Regions from separate parts of the Homo sapiens genome. Here all the other regions are linked to region 1. The links are chromatin loops, found by intact Hi-C in ENCODE. Cell type or tissue: heart right ventricle. All regions are shown on one strand. Links, peaks and the distances in the headings refer to the core of each region. The heading gives the core; the rest is flanking DNA. Region 1 overlaps ASTN2 (astrotactin 2). Region 2 overlaps ASTN2 (astrotactin 2). Region 3 overlaps ASTN2 (astrotactin 2).

Region 1 (5,409 bases), core at 209-5,208:
CCAATGTCATATAATAATCAAGGACAGAGCCTAGTTCAGATTCCTAGTGTCTCCGTTTTCTAGTTTTCCCAAAGAAAACTCCCAACCCTGAGATGAAAAGGGATAAATACTAGATTGCCTACTTTACAAATAAGTAAAAGTCAGATCACATAGACAGTAAATGGCAGAGAAGGGATTCAAATCCAACTCTGTCTGGCTCTTTAGTATGCCACTCCTCTGCCTCCTCCACTTGGAAGACTCTCTTTCACCCAGGAGCTAAGTTAACAACCACACAAAGTCTTGTACATTTAAGCACCAGTTGTGCTGAGCCAAGCTCTGTGGCTTTGGGCTGTGTAAGAGCCATTTAACAGGTGGAGGGAGGAGATTTATGCATTAATCAAATTATTCTTCATAAAGAGTTTTTCCCTGCTTCTCTTGTTCAAAACAACAGCACAAGGTATAATCAAGGGCTCGTTTCCAGCTTAGGCAGAAGGCATCATCTTTTCCCATGCATTCACTGGAATGTACCTAAGGAGACCCCAACTACCCAAGGAGCTAGGGTCCAATGGTCCCCAAGGCCATCGAGAATACCTTGGTCCAGAATCAGAGGACAAAAATACCCCACAAACCTCAGGCATGTCATATCCTCTCTCTGTTAGTCCCTAACTGTGCCATAAAATGGGGTTCAGGATTTTACTCAGAGCCTCTACTCCAGGGGTAGGGAGTTCTCATACAGAGGAACTTCCACTCTGCATTAGAATGAGCTATGATATTCATTGCCAACAGAATACAAGTTCCAGCAATGTTTATAAAGTGAGAAAATGCCCCTGAGATCCCTCCATTTGTAAAGTGCCCTTTTGGGTTAGCCAATGGCCTCTCCCATACAAAATATGAATCCTATTCTAAAATGTCATGTCCCTAGCACTTTAGGTACCAGCAAAGTTTTCAAGTACTATCTAGAAGAGGAGTTACCAAAGGAAACATAGAAAAAGAAAAGAGCCATTTTAAATAAACATATTCTTATCACTATCATAGATAACATTCGTCTGTTAAGTGATTTCTTCTTGGACATTATGCATTCATTATCTCTTTTGATTCCCATGAAGTAGGGATTGTGAGACCACATTTTACAAGTGTGGAAACTGAGGTATGAAGACACCATTCAGCATCACATAGTGAATGGGGATTGAGGAAACATCCAAACCCAAGCCGGTAGAGCAAAGAACCTGTACTATCTGCTTCCATGTAAATAAAGTGTCTTGTAGGAAACTCAGAAAGAAACTGACTCCACTTATCTGTTTTTTAATTTTTGTTTTGTTCTGTTTTGTTCTTTGTTTTTTGAAGTAGGAAAAGAAAGTCCCAGAAAGAGAAAAGAACTTGCTATGACCTGCTATGTCTCAGTGTGAAAGCCCAGGCCCCTCAACTATAGGTCAGGGCTCTGAAGTGTTTTCTTGTATCCATGTGGCCTGTAGAGATGATAGAAAGATGGAAAAGTCATGGGAGGAAGGGTGATGGGAGTTAGTGGCAGAGTTGGAGAAAAAATGATAAACAAAACGAGAGTAGCTGCTTTTTCTTCCCACCAGCGTTGTTTTGTGGCCATATTCCCTTCCTCCAGGATCATTTCCAGACCTGCAGTGGGTCTATCCCACTCATTCCCACTGCAACCTGGCTCCTTTGGAAATGTCTAAGGCACTCCATCCCTTAGGCTGTCATGACACTTTAAACAGGCCTTTCATTTGTGTTTGGGGAGGGAAAGAAGAAACTGGAGACTTGGAGGAAGCCGCCTACAGTCTTTCAGCTCTAACATTTCTTTGCAAGGATCACTAAGAGGAAAAGAGAGTAGAAGTGAGAAGATAGTGCCCATGCCTGTCTGTTTGCTCTAACTTCTCCTGGCTTCCCCATTGCCCTGGGGCTAAACTCCTCACCACATGTTGTACAGTTCTGCCTGACTTCTCTTCAGCATTGTCCATGGAGTTTTCTCCCAGTCTCAGCTCCAGCCACACTGGTTTTCATTCTCTTCCTGAAATGGGTCACATTTGCTCATTCTTCAGGTGTTTGCAGAAGTTGGGCATTCTACCAGCAATGTTCTCATTCTCCTCTTCCTTTCTGAAACCTCAGTCTTCCATATTCATTTTATGCACTTGGCCCCCAAAAGCTCACTTTACATGTCACTTTCTCAGGAAAGCCTTCTCTGACTGCGTAAGGCCCCTTAATACACGCTTGCAATCCACCAGCCTAGTACTCTATACAGTCTTGACTCTACTTATTAGTGTGATTGTTTCATTAATATCTGTCTTCTCCATAAGTCTGTGAACTCCGTAAAGATAAAGACCATATCCACTTGTCATACTGTTCACTCTTCAGGGTATAACGCAGTCTTAGCATACAGTGGGGGCTCAAAGATACTTAATGAATGAATGACTAGCACTTCCAGCTCTACAGGTCTCCTGCAAGGAGAACAGTGACATCTAGTGACCACTTTCACACTCTTGGGATTCTCTGATCACACACCACTAATTAGCCTCAGAAAGACCTCACTGGATTTCCAATAAGTTGAATATTTCAATGATGCTGAGGGAACCTGGCATGGAATCCAGACATAGGGGAATCTGGCTCCTGCACAAACAGGAAAGGCACCACCAGCCTATCTATTGCTATGCATGTGCCAAGAACACATTGCAAAAGTCCCGTGGCTTGGCTTGTAGTGTGCCACATTGCAGATGAGGACAGTGTGGCCCAGAAAGGCCGTCACTGGAGCGAGTTCACAGAGCAGTAAACAGGGATATTCACAGGCTCATTCACCAAGTCCCAGAAGGCCAGTTAAACAAAACTACATCCTCACTGATACAACACTAGTCGAACCACTAGGTATTTTTATTTATTTATGTTTTGGAGACAGTGTCTCATTCTGTTACCCAGGTTGAAGTGCAGTGACACAATCACAGCTCACTGAAGCCTTGACCTCCTCCTTGAGCGCTTGATGCGCTCAAGCGATCCTCCCACCTCAGCCTCCAGAGTAGCTGGATGACAGGTGTGCACCACCACACCAGGCCAATTTTTTCTTTTCTTTTTTTTTTTTTTGAGACAGAGTCTTGCTCTGTTGCCCAGACTGGAGTGCAATGGTGCGATCTTGGCTCACTGGAACCACTGCCTCTCGGGTTCAAGCGATTCTCCTGCCTCAGCCTCCTGAGTAGCTGGGATTATAGGTGCATGCCACCACACCCAACTAAGTTTTGTATTTTTAGTAGAGATGGGGTTTCACCATGTTGTACAAGCTGGTCTTGAACTCCTGACCTCATGATCAGCCCGTCTCGGCCTCCCAAAGTGCTAAGATTACAGGTGTGAGTCACCGCACTTGGCCTAATTTTTCTTTCAGAAATGGTGGTCTCCCTATATTGCCCAGGCTGGTCTTGAACCCACTGGGCTCAAGCTATCCTCTCACCTCAGGCTCCCAAAGTGCTGGGATTACAGGCGTGAACCACTGGCCCTGGGCCTGTTCTTGTTATTTATTGGAATCTGCAATAGCCTCCTCATGGATCTCCTTGATTCTACTCTTACATTCTCACAGTCTATCCTGACCCTGCAGCTGGAGGTGTGGAGACATACACATATGTATTTTATTGTTGGTGTTAGTTTGGGGACCTCTGATGCACAGAGTTAGATTATTTGCAGTGTTCAGTTTAGGACTGAAGCTCATTGTTGAGCCATGCATGGGTAGGCTTTATTTATTTGTTCAGTTAGCTAGTTAGTTTTAATAAACTTTTTAAACTTTAATGAACTCTCACTAATCTACCACCAAAAACACCAGCTAGGAGCTGGGCGCAGTGGCTTACACCTGTAATTCCAGCACTTTGGGAGGCTGAGGCGAGCAGATTGCTTCAGGTCAGAAGTTCGAGACCAGCCTGGCCAACATGTTGAAACCTTGTCTCTACTAAAAATACAAAAATTAGCCAGGCATGGTGGTGGACGCCTGTAATCCCAGCTACTCAGGAGGCTGAGGCAGAAGAATTGTTTGAACCCAGGAGGCGGAGGTTGCAGTGAGCCAAGATTGCGCCACTGCACCCTAGCCTGGGAGACAGAGTGAGACTCAGTCTCAAACAAACAAACAAAAAAACACCAGCTAGGAACTTGAGTACTTACATGTAACATATGCTTCCTTATGCCATTACCTTAGTTTTCCTGACTCAAGATCACCATCATCCTGTCTCCTATGTTCATCACTTCCTTGCTTCCCTTTTTAAATCATATTTATTGCATCTGTATTTATTCCTAAAAGATAGTATATTTGAGGTGTAGGTATGCTTTAACTTAAAGAAGGGAGGAAAGGGTGTTGTGCCATATAAAATCTTTGGAGCCAGGCATGGTGGCTCTTGCCTGTAATCCCAGCACTTTGGGAGGCCGAGGTGGGTGGATCACCTGAGGCCAGGAGTTCAAGACCAGCCTGACCAACATGGTGAAACCCCATCTCTACTAAAAACACAAAAAATTAGCTGGGCATGGTGGCAGGTACCTGTAATCCCAGCTACTCCGGAGGCTGAGGCAGGAGAATCGCTTGAACCCAGGAGGTGGAGGTTGCAGTGAGCTGAGATCGCGCCATTGCACTCCAGCCTGGGCAACAAGAACAAAACTGTCTCAAAAAAAAAAAAAAAAATCTTTAGGACTTACTTTCTTCAGTTAATAATACATTCATTCATTTCATATTGACAGGTATCACTACAGCTCATTCATTTTGGTTACTGTAGTATATTCTATTGAATATATATCCTGTGCTTTATTTCAATGCTGTCCCATGGATGGGAATTTGGGTTTTTTACAGAGGCCTCCTTCTGCCACACAATCTAATCCCATCAGCCTCCTGCCAATAACCATGCATCATCATCACCTCATGGCCCACAGGATAGGGTCAAAATTCCACAATTTGGCTTACAATATTGTGGAAATGATCAGGATTCATTTTGTTTCTCCCTCCGTCCTTGGTCTTAGTCATGAGGCATTTCTTTTGGTCTTTGTACAAACAATGTTCTTTTCTTCCTTAGGTCATCTACCTGACACTTTCCCTACCTCCTTTCTCCCATGCCTTCTCTTTCCTCTATGAAGCTCTGTATGAGCACTCAACACCCTCCAGCACTTAGCCAAGAAGTATGCTGTGGGAGGGGCACGGGATTCATAGAGTTCTACTAGACTTAGTCAGTGGTCTACCAGTGGAGGCCCAGGGCTGTCTGGGAGGTGTTGTAGAAGGAGGAGTGGGGATCAAATGGGAGATGCTTTATCTCCCTTCCTCTGCCTCATTGAAATAGTGGCATCACTATTCCTGATTTTATGGATTGAGGTTCAAGAAAGATTGCATTTGGAAAAAGTGTTCCATAAAGATAAGTTTGCAAACCAGTGAATCAATAATTCATATGGTCCCCTCAAGCCCTGCCATTCTAT
Region 2 (5,409 bases), core at 208-5,207, 150 kb before region 1:
GCCTCAGCCTCCCGAGTAGCTGGGATTATAGGTGCCCACCACCATGCCTGGCTAATTTTTGTATTTTTAGTAGAGACAGGGTTTCACCATGTTGGCCATTCTGGTCTTGAACTCCTGACCTCAGGTGATCTGCCTGCTTCAGCCTCCCAAAGTGCTGGGATTACAGGCATGAGCCACTGTGAGAGCCTTGTTTTTCTTATTCTTGTTTTCAACATAACAGAGTAGAGATAAGGACTCTTAAAGATATCTTTTCATCCAAGCTTCTCTTTTTACAGGTGACAAAACTGAAGATCAGAGAAGGACAGTGACAGGTCCATGCCCATACACTCAACAGGAGGAGATTTGGAACAAAAACTTGGTGCCTTGACTCCTGGAGTCTCGGAGATAACTTGTACCAGCCAACTTATGAGATAAAATCACTGAGAATTTAAAATCTCTCAAAGCTAACACAGGAGCCCTTCCTCCCCAATTTCTGACCACTTTATTCAACATGAATGTGATATACAGTCCCTGGGCAATTACTACGCACCAGACACTGTGCTAGGTACATGGTTCCACCTTGCCATCTTCTTAAGCCTGGAATTTCTGAGAAAGACACAAAGTCTCCAAGAGATAGGAGTTTAGTACATTTCTAATATGTCATATATTTTAACAGTGGTTTGCAGATTATAACATAGAGAACTCCAGGGGCAAGGATGAACACTAACAGGAGAGAGATTGGGGCCAGTCTTCCATATACTCACACTAACCTTCAACTAGATCAACTCTAGTTTGATCTATTTTATATACTAGCGGTCCATGTTTTTATTTAGTTTTTTACAAAACTGTTTATAAAAGTTGGTTTTAAAGTTTTATTGCTTAAAGTGTTTGAATTCCAGAACTGTGCTGTATTCTCTGATAGAAATACAGAGGCTTGGGAATGCTACACCTTAATTCAAGGATTTGCAGCTACTCAGGGGCAGAATCCAGAATCAAGCCCCACTGTCTTGCATCTGAGCCCCATGCACCTTTCACTAGGCCACTCTACCTGGGAGGCCTCTGCTCCGTCCTCCCTGGTACCTTGTTAGGGGCTTATGGTAGAACCCTCCTAGAACCCAGGCTGCTGCTTCTGCCTCGCCCAAGTTCGTCCAAGTCTCTAACATTCTTTTCCTGTTTTTCTTTCCTTGAAAACAGATAGGGAGTTGGGAGTCGCTGTACAGGAATGTGCCTGTTCCCCATTACAGCTCTTCTGGGGCTGTAACCCGAGTGGGCTGGGGCCAGACCCCCACACATTTCTTTATCCACTCAGACTCTAGCCTTGCTCTCATTACCTTCCACAGAAAATGTTAATCATGATTCTGCTGCAGCTTCAGAATCAACCCAACAAAGCATGGATCAATTTTTCTAGAGGCCCCACCCCCTATTCCTCAATTCCCTCTCCCTCTCCTTTCAGCAGTCCCTCAATCCTCCTCCTTGTTTCCCCTCTCTCTCTCTTTCTCCCCTCACCCTCTTGCTTCTGAATGAGTTGAGGTCACCGTCAAAGCCGGCCACATGAGCAAATTGAAAACAGGTTGGGAGAAAAGCAGAAAAGAAATTCCAGAATGGAAGGAGCAGTGGGAGTGGGGGGATGTGGGGGTGGGGACGGCAAGTTTTTTAGCCCAGGTGAGGAGAAAGGTCCCCAGCTCAGGGCTCCACACTCTTTTCGGGAAACACCAAGAGGATTTAGGAGTCGTCACTCTGGGCCTGGCCTCTCTAACCTGCAGATGCTCTTTGTCATGGTGCCCAGGGAGAAGCAGAGCTCTCTCTGCATTTCCTTTACTTGGGCAACTGTAGAAATTCATTATGAGAACTTGTCAGGGACAAAATGCATCTTTAAGGGCCTCATACCTATCAGCTGCAGTTGGTTTGTTTCTTCTGAAACATGGTGTTATTTTAAATCTGAAGAAGCAGTGTGTAGAGATCCTCACCTTTATTGTAATGGCAGTAGGAGGTAGTAGAAAGAGAGTGGGTTTTGGGGAGCAGATGACACCTAGTTTTGAAGCCAGACCTACCACTTATGAACTATATTATGTAGAGATGGATGATTAAACTCTCAGAGACTGCTTCTTCATCTGAAAAGATGATCCTATCAATTTCAGAGAGTCAGGTGAGGATTGAGTAAGAGAATATTTATAATATGTCTGATACATGAATAGCTTACAAATGTTAGTGCCCCCCTCACCCCTGCTCCCTCAGGTCTGAATAATTTGTCTGATGGCAAAATTTTTAGTTATCACGCTCAGTTGCTTTTAGGTGCATTACATCATATCTAACTCCCTAAAACCTTCCTGTTTTTTTGCAAAAAGAAGACATTTTGAATGGAAGGAAGGAATGAAATAAGAAACAAAGAAAGAAAGGAAGCAAAAAGAGGGAAATAAAAATGTTATTTGGCTTTTATTACATGGCATCAACAACGCTAGACATTTTTACTTATATTGTCTTGGTTAAATATTCAAAACAATCCATCTTGCTTAAAATTCGATAAAACCTAATGAATTCAGTGAATTGTGCTTTTGCAGATGAGGAAACAGTTTCATCTGTAAATAACTTTCTCACAAAAATCTACCTAGGAATGTCAGAGTAAAGGCTGAAGTCAGGACATTCAGCACCCAAAGTCTGTGCCTTTCCTACTGCACATTTCCCTCCAGACTGCGAGATGCCTGGGGTGGGAATTCTGTTTCAGTCACCCTTGTGTTACTGGTGTCCAGCATAGGGCTGATGATGAAGCTATTTACTGAAGCCTGTGAAACTGAACTTCAGTGGTTGAAGCCTGGATCTGCTCCTATTTACTCGACATCAGCACCTGGCATTAGAACTCTCTCTTGGGATAGCCAGGCTGCCTCCTGCATAACCTTTCAGGAGTAAATAGGACACAAATAATACAGGAAAGGAGGAAATGACGTAAAGATAAGGGCTCCAAAAAAAGGGAATAGTGATCTAGCAAATACCTACTGAGAGTTTCTGTGTGCCAGGCATCGTGCTGAGACTTCAGGCTCATCCTCATGCCTGCCCTCTAGTGGACACCTGTTGGTTTGACTGGCTATAAAGGCATGCCTCTTTCTACCAACAGCACCTGAGTTTTCCTTTGGGGAACCAGCTCTCCCCCAATCTCAGTCTAAACAATTTAGGTAGAGCTAAGGCCCCTTTTATCCTTCAGAGACTGGCATGTGATCGATGGCCAGCCATTTCATGTCAAAGGTCAAAAAGACAAGTGACCTAGGCTTAATCAATCAGACTAACTCCAGGTACAGACACCAACCAAGTTCTGATGACATTATTTGAAGCCCTGGACCCAGTTGTGTCTGAGGCCTAGATCTACCCTTGGGTATTTCAGATACATGAGTTAGTATTTTTGCATTTTTGCAACTTTCCATTTGTTTTCTGTTCCTTGCAATCAGGAGTCCTCTCAAATACAAATCCTATGAGGTATGTTTTATGATTGCCATTTTATAAATGAAAAAATAATGCTCACAGATCTAAATCAAGTAGTCCAAAGTCATACTCCATCTAAATAAGAAGGCTGGAATTCAGATTCAAAGCTGTCAGACTCCAAAACCCGAGCCTTTCCTATCATAAAACGCTGCCTAGGGTGAGGGATACAAAGACTACTAATTAACAAGAATTCACGGGGTATCTCCAGTGTCCTGCTTCCTCGGGCCCCTTCTTCCTCACTTCCTGGGCTCCTTTCCTCACTCACGCATTCCAGCCATGCAGACATTCTTCCTCCTCCTCTAACATGCCAAACATACTCCCACCACAGGGCTTTTGCACCTGTGGTTTCCATGGAGCCTTCTTCCCCTTGTCGTTGTATGGCTTACTCCCTCTCCTTTCCCAAATCCTTGCTCAAATGTCACTTGCTCAGAAAGGCCTTCTCTGGCCACTCAGTCTACAGGAGCATCCACTATCACCCTTTACCCTCTTAACCCATTTATCTTTACAAAATTTATCACTGTCTCTCATATATTGATGGATTGATATATTGCCTGTATCCCCTGCTGTAAACCCTGTGAGTAAGAGAATTTGTTCACTTAGAATGGTGTCTGTACACAGTAGGTTTTCCATAAATATTTATATAGTGAGTGAATGTATCTGTTGTGTGCTTCAAACTGAGCTGATGGCTGGGAGCACAAGCATAAAGAACACTTTCGTTTGAATTCCCTGGAAAGCAGAGCTTAAGAACAATGGCTTGGGTGCAGAAGGTTTATTTGGGAGGTGATTCCAGGGAGCAGGTATGGGGTAAAGGGCAGAGTAAGACAGGGAAGAGAAAAAGTCAATATAAAGGTATATCTTCAAGTTTGCTACTGTACATGATGGGACCTAATTCTGCAAGACCCTTTTAAGGAGGGAACAAGATACCCCCCAGAACTGTTTGGCTGGAAGTCGGGGAGATGGGGCACTTATCTACCAATTCCTGATTCCCATTGGTTGGGTCCTGTTTTAGTCTATTCTCATGCTGCAATTAAAGACATATCTGAGACTGGGTAATTTATAAGAAAAAGAGGTTTAATGAACTCACAGTTCCACATGGCTGGGGAGGCCTCAACATCATGGTGGAAAGCAAAGGAGGAGCAAAGGCACGTCTTACGTGGTGGCAGGCAAGAGAGCTTGTGCAGGGGAACTGTCCTTTATAAAACCATCAGATCTCCTGAGAATTATTCACTATCATGAGAACAGCACAGGTAAAACCTGCCCCCATGATTCAATTACCTCCCACCAGGGTCCCTCCCATAACACATGGGGATTATGGGAACTATAATTCAAGATGAGACTTGGTTGGGGACACAGCCAAACCATGTCAAGTCCTTCACCCAGGAGTGTTATTTCCCCACACTTTTTTAAAGTTGTACTTGCACACTGGCCTAGGGAGCTCCTTCAATCTCTCATAAGGCTGTGGGGCAGAAAGTGCAAGTGTGCATCTGAGGTCACTGGCAGCACAAAGTGAGCCTGAGTGTGCACAGAGCTGCTCACCACAGCTGCAGCTGAAATAGCCATGGGCCAAGAGGATATGGCATGGCCCCAGAGGCATCTGCTATAAAGATACAGTCTCTGCCTTTAAGGAGTTTGTAAAAAGAGCAACTGACTTGTCTTCCTTCTTGAGGTCTAGGACAAACTTGTTAGCCTCACTGTTCAAAGAGTTCACAAGCAGTTATCGAACACCCTCTAGGCGCCAGGGAAAGGACTACAACTGTGGTCACAGCTCTGACCCACAGGAACAAAACCTCTTCCCTGTGATGCTCACAGTTTTGCAAGGGAGAACGGCAAGGACTGCTTTTACGTGCAGCCAACCAAGGAGTCCTGCAACTTATGATTAATACTGAATTTAATAGTATTAACCTCAACATTAATATGCACTTGGCTTATAAAGCCTTCCTTTTTCTACTGCTGGATTAA
Region 3 (5,409 bases), core at 72-5,071, 75 kb before region 1:
GTATTCCGTCATGCCGTCTAATTCAGAGTCTCCTTGCTTTGACTGTCTGTCTCCTGCTTCTGTTGGCTCTTGCTCAAGATGTGAAAAGTCATTGGAGATGCTTATTACCATGGGGTGGAAAAGTCAGGGGGCTTTGAAGCAGATTACTCGGTTCGAATCTGGGCTCCCTAACTTTGTTGTCTTGAGCAGGTGGTTTCACGTTTCTAGCCTTGCTTTCTTTATCTGAAGCATGAAGCTGATAATTTCTACTTTCCAAAGTTGTTTTATGAGCTTTAACTGAGATAACTGATATACAGTGCCCAGCACAGTTCATATAGTGGGTTTACAATTAATGTTCATTCTGCCCCTTCTTTCCTTATCAATATAAGAATAACCAAATCCTATATATTTACTTAACCCTTTCTCTCTTATTGTATAAGTTTTAAATTTTATATCTCTATCACCTATTGTTCTACAGGTTTTAACATGAGGGCTTTTAGTCTCTTTTTTTTTTTGAGACAGAATCTCACTCGGTCGCCCCGGCTCCAGGCTGGAGTGCAGTGGCATCATCTCGGCTCACTGCAAGCTCCGCCTCCCAGGTTCATGCCTTTCTCCTGCCTCAGCCTCTCGAGTAGCTGGGACTACCGGCGCCCGCCACCATGCCCGGCTAATTTTTTTTGTATTTTTAGTACAGACGGGGTTTCACCGTGTTAGCCAGGATGGTCTTGATCTCCTGACCTCGTGATCCACCCGCCTTGGCCTCCCAAAGTGCTGGGATTACAGGCGTGAGCCACCGCGCCCGGCTGAGTCTGTTATTTCTATATCCCAGCACCCTGCATTGATCTGGGCCAGGATGGTTGCTTGAGAAAGTGTGCTCATCTGAATCTGTTTCACTCAAAATCCTGTGATTCCAAGTAAGTTTTATTTGTTTAGTTACATAATAAGCAACCTTTGCTGAATCCTGTACCATCCTGACCTGTCCTGTCTTTTCTGGCAGAACAAGCTCTGTTAGGATCACTCACATGTTCTCCTTTTATTTTTTAAAAAAGGTATATTTTTAAAAGGAAGAAGGAGATACATCCTGAGAGTTTTGGTAATTGTTTCTTTGCAACATTTGCTGCCTAGAGAAAGTCAGATATGAACAGTAAGACACTCACAGGTCAGGATTAAATGAGATGGGGAAGATTGGAGCTGATCTCCCTGGAGATGAAATGGAAGCTGCAAGGACTCAGATATGATTCGGTGCCACTGCCCCAGATGAGACTGAGGCACAATCCCTGGCCCCACGCTGGTGGTTTCCTCTCCCTGGGGCACCATCAGCTCCTACTGTAGCCATCAAGTCTATGTGGTTTCCCCAAGGGAGCCACCTGAAATCACCTTGTTCTTTGCTATCATGACCGAGGCAGAGAGGGGAAAGAGACCAAGCTGAGCACTCAATCTGGACTCCAGCCCTCCTTCCCTGGGTCTTCTCACTTTTCTTCTATTCTGTCTCTTTTTCCATCTTTCACAACCCTTTCTCTTTCCCTATTTCTGGCCTCTCCCTCTTTTCTCTTTTAGAAACATTTACTGAATTACAAGTGCTTTTGATCCATGTGGAGTTATGTCCATACGGTGAGTGTGAGTATTTGGTGTGTGCTGTGCTGTGGGTGCTACGTGAGTGGATGCCATCTAATGTGTCTGTGTCTGTTTGTGCTGGGTGGATCCATGTGGCACACGGTATGTATATCTTTACAGTATGCCTGTGGGAAGGTGGCTATGTTTACGCATCTGTGTGCCTGTGCTGTTTATCTATGATACGCCTCTTGAGGCATCTGTCATGTGTTGAGTACAAGCTGTGTGTTGTCTGTGCGTGGCATGCTATCCCCATGGTGTGTAACTTTGTATGTGTTGTGGATCTACTGTATGTGTCTGTGTGCTTCCCGTGTGTGTGTGACCGTGTCTCTTTGTTATCTGCCTTTCGTTGGCTGCACATAGCTTGAATGTCCCTGTTGGGTGATGTGCTCACATGCATGTTTATATGTGTTGGTATCTGTGTGTTGCCTTTGTTTTTGTTTAGCTGGCTGAGGTGACTGCATTGTGTATACCTGTATGGGATGGATTGCATTCATTTGTGAGTCTGCACCCTATATGATTTCTCTAAATCCCCTGGCTGCATGCTGTGTCTGTGTGGGGTATGTTGCATTTGTTGTTTGTAGGTACAACTGCATATTCTGTGTGTTCCCCTGTGTCTCTGCCTCTGTGAAATGTGTCTGTGTGTTTTCCCTGCCAGCTCCTCCTCCCCTTCGGGTGCCCCAGCCTCTCTCCCTGCCTTCTCCTCCCCAGGCTGTGACCACTCTCAGCTGACACCTCCGCTGCTCTGGCAACCCAAGAACAGCCTGGAGAAAGGTCAGCTGGCCGCCTTCCCCAGGGCCTGCCTGGATCCTTGGACCCCAGTGTTGCGTGGTGTGGGAGCGCCCTCTGTTGGCTGTATGGGCCATGAACACCACTGGAAACAGACTTCCTCTTTCCCTTGCTGCTCACCCCTGAGACTTCCAGCCTTCTTAATAAGGGACTTTAGGAGAGGAATGGGTAGGGTCGCCTATAATTTGCCGTTGAAAGCGAGATGTTTTGGAGAATGAAAGAGGGTGTGAATAAGTGCACTGAGATACTGAGTATTCGGCAGATGCGTCTTAAGCAGATGGTGAGGAAGGCTTCCCTGACCGCCTACTTGGGTCTCAGCCCCATGGGCATAAGCCAACAAAATGTGTGCTAGCCCTCACTGGTGAAAGGGTCAGCTATTCCCAATTTATGTTTGAGGAAGTCAGAATCTCAAATCTATGCTTACCCAATGACTTCACGCTTTCCCTTGGGAATAATTTCCCAAGACCCCAATTTCCCCTTTGCAGCAGGGACCCAAGGTGGAGACCCAAGGGTTCCAGTTCCAGAAAGAGGGAGGACTGAAATGTTTCTAGGGGATTTAACAGAAAGAGGTCAAAGGCACTCTTGTGAGAAGAAAGGGAATAGTTATAGAGGTACCCAGGACTTGTAATGCCCCAGGTGCGTGACTCTGACAGCCTCAAGAGGAAGAGAAAGGTGCTGTGTGCACACATGTGGGTACATGCGTGCACACATGTGGGTACATGCACACACACACACACACACACATATATACACACACACACATCAGGAGGCAGAACATCCAACAGCCTGCATGGCTAATATCGTGGGGTTTGAGAATATACACATTTACTATTTCCTGCGTTATAGAAGAAACACAACCAAAGGCACCATTTTATGCAAAAACATGAGTTTTCATTGCATTCCTTGTGCTGGTGATTAAAGAAGAGGCTCTGATAAGCAATGGCTATTCTTTAACTCAGGATGACAGCTCCAGGTGAACCAAAAGACCACTTGGCCCAATTGGTCGAAAGTGTGTTCTTCAGAACATTACCTCCCATGAGACATTAATAGTTATTTGAAGGTGTGGCCAAATAAATTTGAAAAATACAGGATTAAATAAAGTTAAACAGATTTTTTTTCTCATGGGATATCTCAGAGCCTTTAATATGATAATGTCTTATGAATTTCTAAGAAAGGAGGAGACTGTACTCAGCATTTCACAAAAGATATGAATAATGGATTTTTTTTCCAGAATGTTATGGGACAAAATTCTAAATTTACACATGGGCAAAGCAAGACCCCAAGTAGCATAATTCAGTTATTATTAAATAACTATTTACTACAAGAATCATGTTTTTTGTTTGTTTGCTTTTGCTTTTGTGTGTTTGTTTTAGTTAATCTCTTTGGATCTTGTACTAACCTACACAGGTAGGTACTATGTTATCATGTTAAATGACAGATGAGAAGAGAGACTCAGAGAAGTGAAGTGGTTTGTCCCAAGTTATGGCATTGGTCAGTGACAGCAACACTCAATACCAGGCACCTCTCTATAAACCATATACAACTTCCACTTTGCCAACTCCTGTGAGTATGATTTTATAGAAAGTATAAAATGTGGCAGTTGTCCCCAAAGCCATACGTTGTACTTAGAATTGTTTTTAAAATCATATAAAAAAGAGAAACATGGTATAAAAAATGTGGACAAGAAGTGGCATTGTACATCCAAGGTGAGAGGACTGAGTGAGACCTGGGAGAATCGGGGAAAACTTCCCAGGGGAAGTGAATTTTAGCTATGCTTTGAAGGATAGAGGAAGCTTAGTTAGATCAAAGGTCAGCAACTTTTAAATATGAAGTAGCTGGTAGTAAATATTTTCTGCCTTGTGAGCCACACAGTCTCTGTTGCAAGTGCTTGACATTGCCATGTAGTGTGAAAACAGCCATAGATAATATGTAAATAAAAGGACATGGCTGTGTTCCAATAAAACTTTATCTACAAAACAGACAGCCAGCCCATGGGTCCTAACTTGCCAAGCCTTAAGTAAGAAGGAAAAAGGTAGGAAATGTGGCCTTTTTTGGCTACAGGAATCACTTTTTAAAAGATAGTGAGCAGTATACTCAAAGGCCAGTGCCAGGCCCCAGACCTGCTCATAACTGTTCCCTTTCTGTCTCCCACTCCACCCAACCCCACTTCAATTGTGTTCTAAGCCCTGAGGGTGAGCTTATTGCAGCTATGCAAAGAGAAAGCTGCCTGCATTTGAGATAAGCTGAATAAACAGCTCACTGATCCCAGTGGAAGGTGCTTGTGAACATGTGCCTGGATTTAGTCTGTTGGGAAGGCAGAGAAAGACAACAAATCTAGTTTCCTCTTGAAAAAGAGATTGGCCTTTTCTCCTTTCAATAAGTCAAGGCCAATGGTAAAATGCTTGCCCGTTTCTACCGACTGTGTGTGGACCACCTCCCCCTTTGCAGGTAGCAAAGCCAACGTGCAGAAGTCCCAGTTTCATCAGATGTATCAGGGCAACATCTCTGCTATTTTATCTGTAGCACAGACCCCATGATGTTATTCCTTTGCACATTAAACTTCAGTAACCCTCCAACTGGTACGGGCTCAAAATCAAGTGCAGCAGCCTGGCATTCAATGAAAGACAATGTACAGCAGATTTCAAGTTAAGACTCTATCCTTACTCCCTTCAGCATCCATACCAACTAACCTACATTTGTCTTGGTGTCTCTTGTCCTTGTGCATGATTCACAAGCTACAACCTTCAGACTTTTGTACTTGCAATTAGAACACCCTTCTTTCTTCGTTTCATTCAAGTCCTACCTTGTCCTTCAAGGCTCTACTTTTAATTCCTTTTGCTTGGTGATGACACCTGTATTTACCTCTAAATTACCACAACCCAGATACTGCAGTATCACTTTTATTGGCTTACCTCTTTTTTTCATAGTAAAATTATGTTTTTAATAATTATAAAAATACAAACTTACTGATTAAAAAACTCAAGTGTTCTGGAATGTATAATTAAAAAAAAAAGAAAGAAAAATTCAGAA

What was found. Peaks named below come from ENCODE experiments on the same cell type or tissue, not always from the same donor. Only the 100,000 strongest peaks of a DNase experiment are listed, where the experiment ranks them.
Region 2: it touches region 1 in a loop (2.1-fold over the local background); 21 of 110 quality-filtered maps call a loop at or near these places.
Region 3: it touches region 1 in a loop (3-fold over the local background); 39 of 110 quality-filtered maps call a loop at or near these places.

Annotation. Positions count from the first base shown.
Region 1 is chr9:116,644,960-116,650,368 of GRCh38, forward strand. All of the region lies in intron 17 of ASTN2 (astrotactin 2), which reads right to left. Among named protein-coding and RNA genes, the nearest start is that of TRIM32, 40 kb to the right of the region's middle. In heart right ventricle, for the core only: a CTCF peak has its summit at 2,455 (motif pointing left); a DNase peak (open chromatin) is centred at 2,672; H3K27ac peaks cover 462 bases.
Region 2 is chr9:116,492,194-116,497,602 of GRCh38, forward strand. All of the region lies in intron 19 of ASTN2 (astrotactin 2), which reads right to left. Among named protein-coding and RNA genes, the nearest start is that of ASTN2-AS1, 9.4 kb to the right of the region's middle. In heart right ventricle, for the core only: CTCF peaks have their summits at 3,030 (motif pointing left) and 5,176; DNase peaks (open chromatin) are centred at 3,042 and 5,068.
Region 3 is chr9:116,569,913-116,575,321 of GRCh38, forward strand. All of the region lies in intron 19 of ASTN2 (astrotactin 2), which reads right to left. LOC107987014 (a long non-coding RNA gene) reads left to right here. Exons shown (of 3, transcript NR_171890.1): 3 at 1-18. Among named protein-coding and RNA genes, the nearest start is that of ASTN2-AS1, 68 kb to the left of the region's middle. In heart right ventricle, for the core only: a CTCF peak has its summit at 2,433 (motif pointing left); a DNase peak (open chromatin) is centred at 2,379; H3K27ac peaks cover 1,135 bases.